Regions from separate parts of the Homo sapiens genome. Here region 1 is linked to region 2. The links are chromatin loops, found by intact Hi-C in ENCODE. Cell type or tissue: heart left ventricle. All regions are shown on one strand. Each heading gives the region's core, and the rest is flanking DNA. Links, peaks and the distances in the headings are about the cores only. Region 1 has its middle 98 kb from the start of IFFO2. Region 2 overlaps IFFO2 (intermediate filament family orphan 2).

Region 1 (5,343 bases), core at 344-5,343, 100 kb before region 2:
TGGTCATCGCTTGGTCACAACCCTCTCCAGTTTGAGTATAACGATCTCTTTCTCTCTCTCTCTTTTTTTTTTTTTGGAGACAGAGTCTCGCTCTCTCACCCAGGCTGGAGTGCAGTGGCTCAATCTTGGCTCACTGCAACCTCTGCCTCCCGGGTTCAAGCGATTCTCCTGCCTCAGCCCCCCTAGTAGCTGGGATTACAGGCACGTACCACCATGCCCAGCTAATTTTTGTATTTTTAGTAGAGATGGGGTTTCCTCATGTTGGCCAGGCTGGTCTCGAACTCCTGACCTCCGGTGATCCACCCGCCTTGGCCTCCCAAAGTGCTGGGATTACAGGCATGAGCCACTGCGCCCGGCCTCTCTCTCTTTTTGAGACAGGGTTTTGCTCTGTTGCCCGTAGGCTGGAGTGCAGTGGCATGATCAAGGCTCACTGCAGCCTCAACCTCCTGGGCTCAAGAGATCCTCCCGTCCCAGCCTCCCAAGTAGCTGAGACTACAGGCATGCGCCACCACACCTGGCTAATTTTTAAATTTTTTGTGGAGATGGGGTTACTATGTTGCCTAGGCGGGTCTCGAACTCCTGGGTTCAAGTAATCTTCCTGCCTCAGCCTTCCAGAGTGTACGCATGCACCACCAAGCCCAGCCTCTTTCTCTCTTTTTAATTTACCATTAAAAATCGTACATATTGATGGTGCGCAGCATGATATTTTGATTACATTGTGGAATGGTTCAATCAAGCTAATTATGCATTATCTCACAGGCTTATTTTTTTTTTTCTGGTTGAAAACACTTAAAATCTAATCTCTTAGAAATGTTCTTTCTTTTCTTTTTTTTTTTTTGTTTGGATGGCGGGGGAGAGGGTCTTGCTCTGTTGCCCAGGCTGGAGGGCAGTGGCACCATCACAGCTCACTATAGACTCAAGTGATCCTCCTGCCTCAGCCTCCTGAGTAGCTGGGACCGCAGGCACGTGCCACCATACACGGCTAACTTTTTTGATGTTTTTGTAGAGATGAGCTCTCACTTTGTTGCCCAGGCTGGTCTCAAACTCCTGGGTGCAAGCAATCCTCCTGCCTCAGCCTCCCGAGTGTCTTTTAGTAATTTTCAAGAAGACAATACATTGCTATTCACCAGAGTCACCATGTGATACGTGAGATCTTTTGACCTGGTTCCTCCTGTCTAACTGAAATTTTGTGTCCTTTGACCAACATCTCCCCAGCCCTCCACCCCCAGCCCATGACGACTACCGTTCTGCTCACTGCTTCTGTGAGTGCGACTTTTGTAGATTCTACATATAAGTGAGATCATGTGGTATTTGTCTCTCTGTGTCTGGCTTATTTTGCTTAACATAATGTCCTTCAGGTTCAGCCACGCTGTGGCTAATGACAGGATTTCCTTCTTTTTTTGAGGCTGAATAGTCTCCTGTTGTGAATGTGGCCCACATTTTCTTTATCCATTCTTTCATCTGCGGACACAGATTGATGCCGTCTCTCAGCTGTTGTGAACAGTGCTCATGAACATGGGGTGCAGCTGTCTCTTTGATACATCGATTTCATATCCTTTGGATATATACCCAGCAGTGGGATTGCTGGATCTTATGGTAGTTCTAATTGTGGCTTTTTGAGGAGTAATTATCCTTTAAGTATCAGATCCTGGTGACCTGAGATCCCCAAGGATAGAACAAAAAACTGTTTTCCTTGTAGCCCTGGTATTGAAGTAGATATAACCTTGAGGATTTTTCTCTCGGCAGCCTCACGGTTCGTTATATCTTTGACCTTTTGAGGACATGCACTTTAGGGAAACCGAGGCAGGTATCAACTCATTTCTGTCCCCAGCCCCATCTCCTGGTCCTGGGCTTATCCCTACCTGTTCACAATACCTTCCCAATGATCCTGGGCGGGGACCACATGACTGTCATGTCTGAAGATGCCCCAGTGCCCGACTAGTACCCTGTGGACAGCAGGTCTGCGCCGTCTGGTTGTTGAAAGAGGTTAGTGGAAGGGAGGAGGGAACGGCAGCGCTGAGGGGCTCCTGGGCTCCTCTCAATTTTCACATCCTGTTATTTCCTTAAACGGAAGCCCCTCCCAAGCCTCACCCCCGGAGCTGCTCAAGGTCCAGCCCTGGGGACATTGTCTCACTCGCTCCCCCAAGAGGGGCCACAGAGGTGCTTTTGCAGAATTCCCAGGCTCCCTGGAGAACAACATAGAAACCACTGATCCGAAACAACAGACGCCTTTTGCAGGTGGGGAAGCTGAGGCCCCAACATGGGGAGTAACGAGGGGAGCATGGTGAGCAGGTGTTGAGCTGGCCAGCGCCCCCAGGGACCTCTCCACAAGCCCCTCACCCTTCCAGGTGGTTCTCTGCCCCTTGGCTCACGTGTGCCCACCCTCCAGCAGAAGGCGCTTTGTGCATTGCCCCGCCTTTACCATGGCCACAGAGGGCTCTCAAAGCCAAGGTCCTGTCCCCAGTCGCCTCTCAGCTGCCCATGACTTGTCCTCTGTCCTGGGGGAGAGGGGCTGCGAACCTCAAGAATGCACTGGGGAGGGTGGGGGACCCTATAGTTTTCTGGGGTGGGCAGAGGCTTCAGAAACACCCAGCAGTCCCTCCTCATGGGCACTGGTCTGCTGCCTTGGGAGGCACCACATACCTGGCAGAGCCAAGACTCAGTTCCCCTTCTGTGGAATCTGGGGGGCACAAAGGCTGTTCCCACTGTGGGGAGTGGCGTCCCTGGCGGGGCCGGGTAAGGAGTTCTGTGCTGAGCTCAGCTCGGCTGACTCACTGCAGGTGCCTCTCCCCTGGACCAGTGGAGTTGCTCCAGCTGCAGAGCCCAGCTTCCCTGGGGCTCCCACGAGGCAGTGCTGTGTGGCTCAGGGGCCCGGTCCACGTGGTACACGTGTGGGGCTAATGAGGGTGCCTGCCTTCCTTCCCGGCCAGCCCCGCCTGCCATGAGTCCTGAGAAGAGCTGCAAATGCTGGGCTTGGGGAGCCGCCCTTACCCTCGGGCGGGCCCTGGCACCAGTTCCTGCTGACCTTGGGGGTCTTGTCCTATGCTGGGGCTGGGTGTCTCTCGTGAGACTCGGATGGGCTGAGCCCACCTGTTTGAGAGAGGATGTCTGACCTGGGTGCTAATGGGACACTGGGACAGTGAAACAAATGAGTTAACCCCCCACAACGCAGACTCACCCCCTAGTTTGCTGGTCCCAGTTAAAGGGGAGGGTGGCCGGGCTTCTAGGAGGAGAGGGTGTGGGCACCAAACTGCCCCCCGCAGGATGTCTGCTTCAGACTGTGAGTGCTGAAGGGCAGGGAAGGAACCACCTGGTCCCACATGGTCCAGAGCCACACACCTGAGCGTCCTTAGGAGAGGTTCAGGGGAGATAGGAGCCTTTCAGAGCTAAGCCATCCCCCAAAGAGGGAAGCAGAGGGTGCGGGGTGGCAGAAGGGGTGTGTGAAGGGTGGAGCCTGGCTCGGTCTGTCTTGGATGAGCTTTCAGCTCTGACTCCAGGGGCTGTATGATATGGACTTGGATGAAGTCTCTTCCCCACTGTGAGCCTCTGTTTCACTGACTGTAAAGTGTGTTTACTCATCTGGCCCTGGGAGGACTGTTGTGAGGACCCAGCACCTCTACCAAGGGCTTTGCAAACTGTAGAGCGCTGTGAACATGACAAGCTGTTTTTATCACCTGCCATAGGCGGGTGGATCCCTCCCAATTCCTGAGTTCCCCATCAGGGAGGCACGAGGGCCCTGCTGAGGCCAGGAGCCGGCAGGAGGGCTGGGGGCTGGTCTGCAGCCCTGCGGAAGGAAGATCTAGAGGCGGGGGTGCCTTCCTTCACCCTCAAGGGGAATCAGTCCAGGCTGAGGCTGAGAACTCCCTTGATTCCCTTGATGTTCCTGCTGGGAAAAAATCACTTGGCAGACAAAATGGGCTCATTCTCAGTTTTAGAGAACATGGCGATCAAGAGCTTAGGGCAGCCGGGCTCAGTGGCTCATACCCGTAATCTCAGCACTTTGGGAGGCTGAGGCGGGTGGACCATTTGAGGTCAGGAGTTCGAGACCAGCCTGGCCAACACAGCGAAACCCATCTCTACTAAAAATACAAAAAATTAGCTGGGCATGATGATGTGTGCCTATAATCCCAGCTACTCAGGAGGCTGAGGCAGGAGAATCGCTTAAATTGCGGAGGTTGCAGTGAGCTGAGATTACACCACTGCACTCCAGCATGGGCAACAGAGTGAGACTCCATAAAAAAAAAAAAAAAAAAAAGCTCAGGGTGTGGAGCAGACACACCTGGGTTTGCATCTTAGCTTTGCCATTTGGTAGCTCTGGCGAGGATCATGTCTGAGTGGGGACAGTGGCTGGTCGGGGGGTCAGGGCCTGAGCTGGGGAGAAGGTCACCCATGGAGGGGTTAGAAAGGTGTCCACATAGGTGGGGGAGTGGCCCACAGAGGATGCCTGAGCTCTGGCAACGAATGGAAGGTGACCCGGTGGGGAGGAGGTCTGGCGTGGAGGGCCAAGCCCGAGTTGAGGGTGTCCCTGCACGTGTGTGTGTGTATGGAGAAGGGGCTATTGAGGGAATTGGTAAATTAAATACGTGAAGCATAAAGGAAGCTGGAATGTCACATCAGAGCCGCTGGAATGTCACATCAGAGCCGCTGGAATGTCACATCAGAGCCGCTGGAATGTCACATTGGAGCTGCTGGAATGTCACATCAGAGCTGCTGGAATGTCACATCAGAGCCGGAGTTACACATATGGAGAGGGAGAAAACGCAAAGGAGCCCCGTGCTGTTGGACTGGAATTTGAAATATCAGTGTGAACTCAGGGTTTTCTTTTTCTTTCTTTCTTTTTTTTTTTTTTTGAGATGGAATCTCACTCTGTCACCCAGGCTGGAGTGCAATGGCGCAATCTCGGCTCTCTGCAACCTCTGCCTCCTGGGTTCCAGCGATTCTCCTACCTCAGCCTCCTGAGTAGCTGGGACTACAGGCGCACGCCACCACGCCTGGCTAATTTTTGTATTTTTAGTAGAGACGGGGTTTCACCATGTTGGTCGGGTTGGTCTTGAGCTCCTGACCTTGTGATCCGCTCACCTTGGCCACCCAAAGTGCTGGGATTACAGGCATGAGCCACCGCACCTGGCCAGGGTTTTCAATATAAGAGAGCAATAAATACAAACATATACACATGCAAATGTGTATATTAGATATTTACTATACATATACACATATGTGAGTGTGTGTGGACATATGTACAGTCTATATGTACAGTTGACCCTTGAATGATGTGGGGGTTAGGGGTCCCCATGGCCTTGTCTACTGAGAGGGACTGGAAGCAGCAACTCCCCAGTAGCAGTG
Region 2 (5,365 bases), core at 227-5,226:
TTTTTTGAAGTTCATCCATGTTGTAGCATGTATTTGTAGGCTGTTCCTTTTTATAGCTAAAAATATTCCTCTGTAGTATAGACCATATTGTGTTTATGAATCCACCCAGGTATTCAATGTATTTTAAATTTAAAACGTCAACTGTATACCACCGAGCATCATCTCATGTGCCATCAGTGGTCCACAAACTGTGCTTTGGAAACACCAACCCAAACCAGAGCCCCTGGCCTGGGGTGCCTGGGTCCTGGCCCCAGTCACCACTGCTTTGGTTTTCCCTTGGCCCAACCAGGTCTTTACCACGTGGGAAATGTGGTCGCTGAAGCCGCAATGAGGACGAGGTTGTCAAGCGTTGATTTGGAAACCAAAACAAACATCTCTACTCTGTCACCACCCAGGGCCACTAAAATATCTTGTTCTGACTTTGCAAGCTGGGGGCTTTTCCCTGGAGTTTCCCACTGAGTTTATCTGAACTCAACAGTGGAGAGTTCCCTGAGTTGGCATCCAGGAGACCTGGACTTTAGGTCCAGCTCTGCCACTAGGTGCTGTGTGACCTCTGGCCAACCGCTGCCCTCTCTGGGCCTCAGCTCCTCCACCTTTACATGCAGGAGTTCCTGTGGGTGATCTCTCTCAGCTTGCTCTCTACTTTAGGTCAGTGACTCCAAGAGGCCCGTGTTGTGGCTGATCTTTCTGCCTCTGGAGACCACACTGTGTTCGCTGAAGCCTTTCTCTGTTCTGGGCTTCCCCTTCCCTCTCCTATCTCTGCCCCAGATAACTAGGGTCCAGGCTCCAGGCATAGGCAGCGCTGGCCATCCCATCCCCAGGCTTAACCGGTTCAACCGTTTCCCCTGTCTTCATTGGCTCCAAGGAAGGATGCAGGAAATCTTTAAGGCTGTCAAGAAAAAGGTCCCTCCAGCCTGGCAGCTGTCACAAAGTTGCCATGGACTGGTAGGGGAAGTTGCCCTGGGCTGGTAGAGGAAGTTGCCCGGCGCTAGTAGTGCTGGCCTAGCTGCCTATCAGACAGGGCGACTCTTTTGGGGGCCTGGTGTCCCTGTCCAGAAGCCTGTCCAGCCATCCTGGCCCCCTCAGGCCTAGTGTGATTTGCAGCTGGCTGGCCTGGTTCCCTCCCGTGCGAGTGGCTGACTGTATGCGCCCCCCAGTTGAAGTCAGCCTGGAGGCTAGGTTTCTTTTTTTCCTGGTGCCTGGGGTGATTGGAGGGTGGTTTGGGAGCCTGGAGAGACCACTGTGATCATTCAGCCTGGTGGCTTTCAGGTGGGCTTTTTAGAGCCCTGGAGTCCATAGCAGGGCGCCTTGGGAGACTCGGGGGACAGTGGGAGGCTGAGTACCTGAGATTTGACCCATGTTGCCCACCATAGCTCCATGCCTCTCTGACTCCCAGACTGTCCAAAAAGTATTCCATTTTAAAAAGGGTTCTGCTGTTTTAAAAAGAAAGAAACCGCTGATTCAGCTGAGTACTTTCATTTTAAAGGTGGGGAAACCAAGGCCCAGAGGGGGGCTGGCCCTCAGTGCTGAGCTGGACAGACCTTCCATCTGCCGTGCAGAGCTGGCCTCCCCGCCTCGACATGATGCCCGCATCATCCGCCAGCAGTCGAGGCTTTGTTATGTTCTTTCCACCTTTTTGTATGTCTGTTTTAAACATTTTTTTAAAAAGCCACTTTCTGGGATGGGAGGGACTTTTGTCACAGCTATTTCTGACTGTGAGCCGGAAGGGGCTGGGCTGTCGGCTGGAATGGAGGACTCCAAAAAGGGATGGTGGGTGGGTCAGCTGGAGTGTCCCCCGCCCATTCCCGTCACACCCCAGGGGGGCCCTCAAGCAGGTGGGTGCTGGCCCCTGAATGTCCCGAAGCCCGAAGGCTGCCCTGGAATAGAAAGCTGAGGGCTTTGTTCCCTGCCACTCCCATTGACACTTTCGTTATTTCTGAAGCTGGCACCGATACGGATTCTTTATTTCTGATTTTCCAGTGAGGCAGCCTTCGATGGTGGAAAAGGGTTTTGCATCCTGGCTCTGCCACTGTCTGTGTGAACATGGGCAAGTGGCTTGGCCTCTCTGAGCTGCCCGTGGAGCTCCCCGCTTCGTCCTCTGTAAAAGAGGGATCATCTTGTTGCTCTCCCAGGGATTGAGAAGGAACAAATGAGGTCTGGTGTTAAGGTACCTGGGGCTTGGCAGATTTTGGGCATACCTACCTCCACCCCAGCCCAGCCCCCTTCCCCTGGCAAAGTCTGTTCCTTTAATTTACAAGGATTTCTCAGCATGGCCCTGACTGCCTAACAAGTCCATTTCAGGGCATGTCGCCGCTCTCTCTGTCCCATGGAGGCGCCAGAGATGGTGTTGGGGGTGGAGGGAGAACGGCTGCTTCTTTGTCCGGCATCTAAGAAGGCTGTTTGACCTACTCTTAGCAGTTGATTTGTGCCTCCGGAAATCTCTCGCCATCCCCCAGCCCTTTCTCCCAACTTCCTTTAAGAGAAACACACAAACCCCTCCATCTAGCGCCTCGGGTCCCTTGAGAACTATATTACAGAATCCCTTGGCTGGGTTGGCATTCTCACTGGGGACAAATTTGGGAGCGATTCTCAGAGCCTCAAGCTAGAGGGAGGGGAATGAGGTCCCAGAAAAGAAAAGGAAGCAGGGAGACAGCTGACGCTGAAGATTCCTTCTCAGAGGAATGCGAGGCGGGGCTTTGCCTTGGCAAACGAGACCGGATGCGGGTCCCCGGGTCCCCCTTCCCCCCACGTGTATGCACACTCACACTCACACACATGTACGTGCACACACACACATTCACATACACATGCAGATGCACACACCAGACTCTCCGTTCAGTCCTGTGGCCCACGTCCCCACACATGACCGTGTTTGAAGGACACAGAAGGGTAGACCCGGAATTTGAACACGCCCTTTGCTGCAACGAGATGCGTTGCCTTCCAGGAGAATTGATTTAAACTGTGCCATGTGTCAGTGACACCGGAGGCTGTGGGCTTTGCATTTGCAGTCCTGGCTTTTGATCGCATTGAGAGGTGAAGGCCGGCTGGCATTCCATTTATTTCCTATGTCGCGGATGGCTGAAGGCCCGGGACGGGAAGGAGGCAGCCCTGTCATGTCCCTGTGCTCAGGATTAGGGATGTGTTGCTTTTTCCTGACTTTCTGCTGTCAGGCGGTCCTAAGCACCCACCACCTCCCGATCACAGCCCCCCACACCCGGAGTTGTAACTACCTGGCATGTGTCTGCCCCTGCATCGACTGGAAGCTCTGTGGGGGCCGGCTCCAACTCTGGCTTCGTCTCCCACTGGCAGATCCCAGCCAGGACCTGGCCAAGGTCCATGCTGAGTAAATACTCATGCAGCAGGGAGGCCTCTGTGTCTGGCTGCTGTGAGCTAGTAGGCCTCCAGGAGGATGGGACAGAAGACGGACAACACAGACCACGTCCAGGGATTCGGCTGTTTGTGGAGGGGAGGGCCTGCACTTGGAATCAGAAGGCCTGGGCCAAAGTTCAAAGTTTGAATGAACCCCCAAGCCTGGCAGTGCAGGGTGCTGGGGCCCCAGGGCAGGAGTTAAAAGCCGAGTGAGCTTGGGCTAGTCACTGCCTCTCGAGCCTCAGTTTCTTCATCTGTAAAACAGGGATGCTAAGCTCTGTGTCCGGAGGTTGTGGAAGAAGTAGACAGGCTCGCCTAGCTACAGCACAGGGCGTGTAAACAGTCAAGTTCAGAATGATTTCACAGGGCAGAGAGTGGGTGCCCTACAGAGGCAGATCTGTGCTGGCCCTGTGGGGTGGGCAGAGGTTGAGAACCAAGCTGGAAACTGGGAGAGGGTGTCCCGTGCCCTTTGCTGGCAGCATCTGTGAGTTGCACAGCCCTTTGAGCATTGCCAGACTGTGAGGTGTTTAGAAAATTCCAGGCCAGATGGGAGACTGCTGAAGGTTTGTGATGTTGCCGCCGCCTGCCCACGAGGGGAGTGTCCTCCCACCCACACTGGGCACCGGGTGCTTGGCTTCCTGAGCAGGATGTGGTTTCTCATTCTAGACCTGGTACAAGAGAGGGTAGTTTTCACCCAACAGTAAACCTGGCAAATGGCAATGCCTGGTTCTCTGGAGGGTCCGTGGAGCCCAGGTCCTGGTCTGGGTTTGCCTGCGATGTGGTCTGAGCTTCACTATGCCCACGTGGGAATGGGGACAGTGGGAAGGTGGGCTTGCCCAGCAACCCTATGAAGACTACGTTCTCTCCGTAATGTAGCACAACTCTGTGCATGCCATTTAATCTCTTGCACCTCAGTTTGTCGCTCTGTACAATGGGGGTGTGGTTTCTTACGAGTTCTGCTTCCCAGGGTTGAGGTAAAAGTCAATTAAAACAGTGCAGTAGGAAAACATTTTGCAAAAGGATTTGAAAATAAATCAATATGGCTTAATGCTTCCGTTTATTGAGCACCTACTTTGTGCTAGGTGCAGTGATGACTTCTTTAAATATGTGATAATTATGGGAGCAGTCCCAAGCAGTGGGAAGTGATTATGCTCATTTTACAAATGAGAGGTTCAGAGAGGTGAAGACTTCTGTCCCAGATCTCGCCACGAGTCCGTCTGGGTCTCTGGACCCCAAGGTCAGTGCTCCTCCCAGGAGGTGGCCTTGTCCCATGCCCCTGGAGGTTGCCAAAGGCTGGCTCAGGGTGAGGAGGCAGGCAGGAGGCACGGGGTCTCCCCAGCACCTGTCACAATATTGCCATGGCGGGTGGCAGAATAGGAGGCGGCTGCTGCGCTGGGAAGACTCCCTGCTGTCACTTTACAGAAATTATTTCTTGAGAAGCAAATGAATCACTGGCAGTAGCAGGCAGATGAGGCTCCCGGGCCACTGTAGCAGGCCTGTCCAGGCCCCTGCTCTTTGGAGAAGGTCTCAATGGGGGCTGGCAGGGCTGGCAGGGGAGGAGTTGGGGAACAGGGAACACATATTATGACCCGTCTGGTGATTTCCACGCGGTCTCATTTAAACCCGGTGGTGGCACTGCAGGATGGAAACCGAGGCTCAGAGAGGAGAAGTAACTTGGAAGTCAGGCTCCAGATCCAACCTTTATCCTGTGCTGTACCCAGAAAGGGCCATGCCCATTGCAAGCCGCTTTCCTGCTGTGAGCCTCAGTTTTCATTTCTGTGAAATGTTGCCTAGCAAAGCTGGGGCAGGCTGTGGATCTCAGGCTCTCAATTAATGCTCCATTTATCTTGCCCGGCCCCTGAGTGTCCTCAGGGCACAGCCAGCCCGAGGTTCTCATCCACGGATCACCAGCAGCAGAGGGCCTCGGGCATTCTGGTGGCTGTTTGGGAGCTCGCCTCCGCCCTGGGCTGGAGTATCCCTAGCTTTTGCTTTCAGT

The links. Peaks named below come from ENCODE experiments on the same cell type or tissue, not always from the same donor. Only the 100,000 strongest peaks of a DNase experiment are listed, where the experiment ranks them.
Region 1: it touches region 2 in a loop (2.3-fold over the local background); 3 of 110 quality-filtered maps call a loop at or near these places.

Annotation. Positions count from the first base shown.
Region 1 is chr1:19,051,962-19,057,304 of GRCh38, reverse strand. No RefSeq gene overlaps it. Among named protein-coding and RNA genes, the nearest start is that of IFFO2, 98 kb to the right of the region's middle. In heart left ventricle, for the core only: no CTCF peak of the experiment used is centred there; no DNase peak of the experiment used is centred there; H3K27me3 peaks cover 2,962 bases.
Region 2 is chr1:18,947,211-18,952,575 of GRCh38, reverse strand. All of the region lies in intron 1 of IFFO2 (intermediate filament family orphan 2), which reads left to right. Among named protein-coding and RNA genes, the nearest start is that of IFFO2, 6.8 kb to the left of the region's middle. RefSeq lists enhancers at 195-524, 545-594, 795-934, 965-1,094, 2,225-2,354 and 1 more. In heart left ventricle, for the core only: a CTCF peak has its summit at 2,340; DNase peaks (open chromatin) are centred at 1,002, 1,776 and 3,325; H3K4me3 peaks cover 2,291 bases; H3K27ac peaks cover 3,521 bases.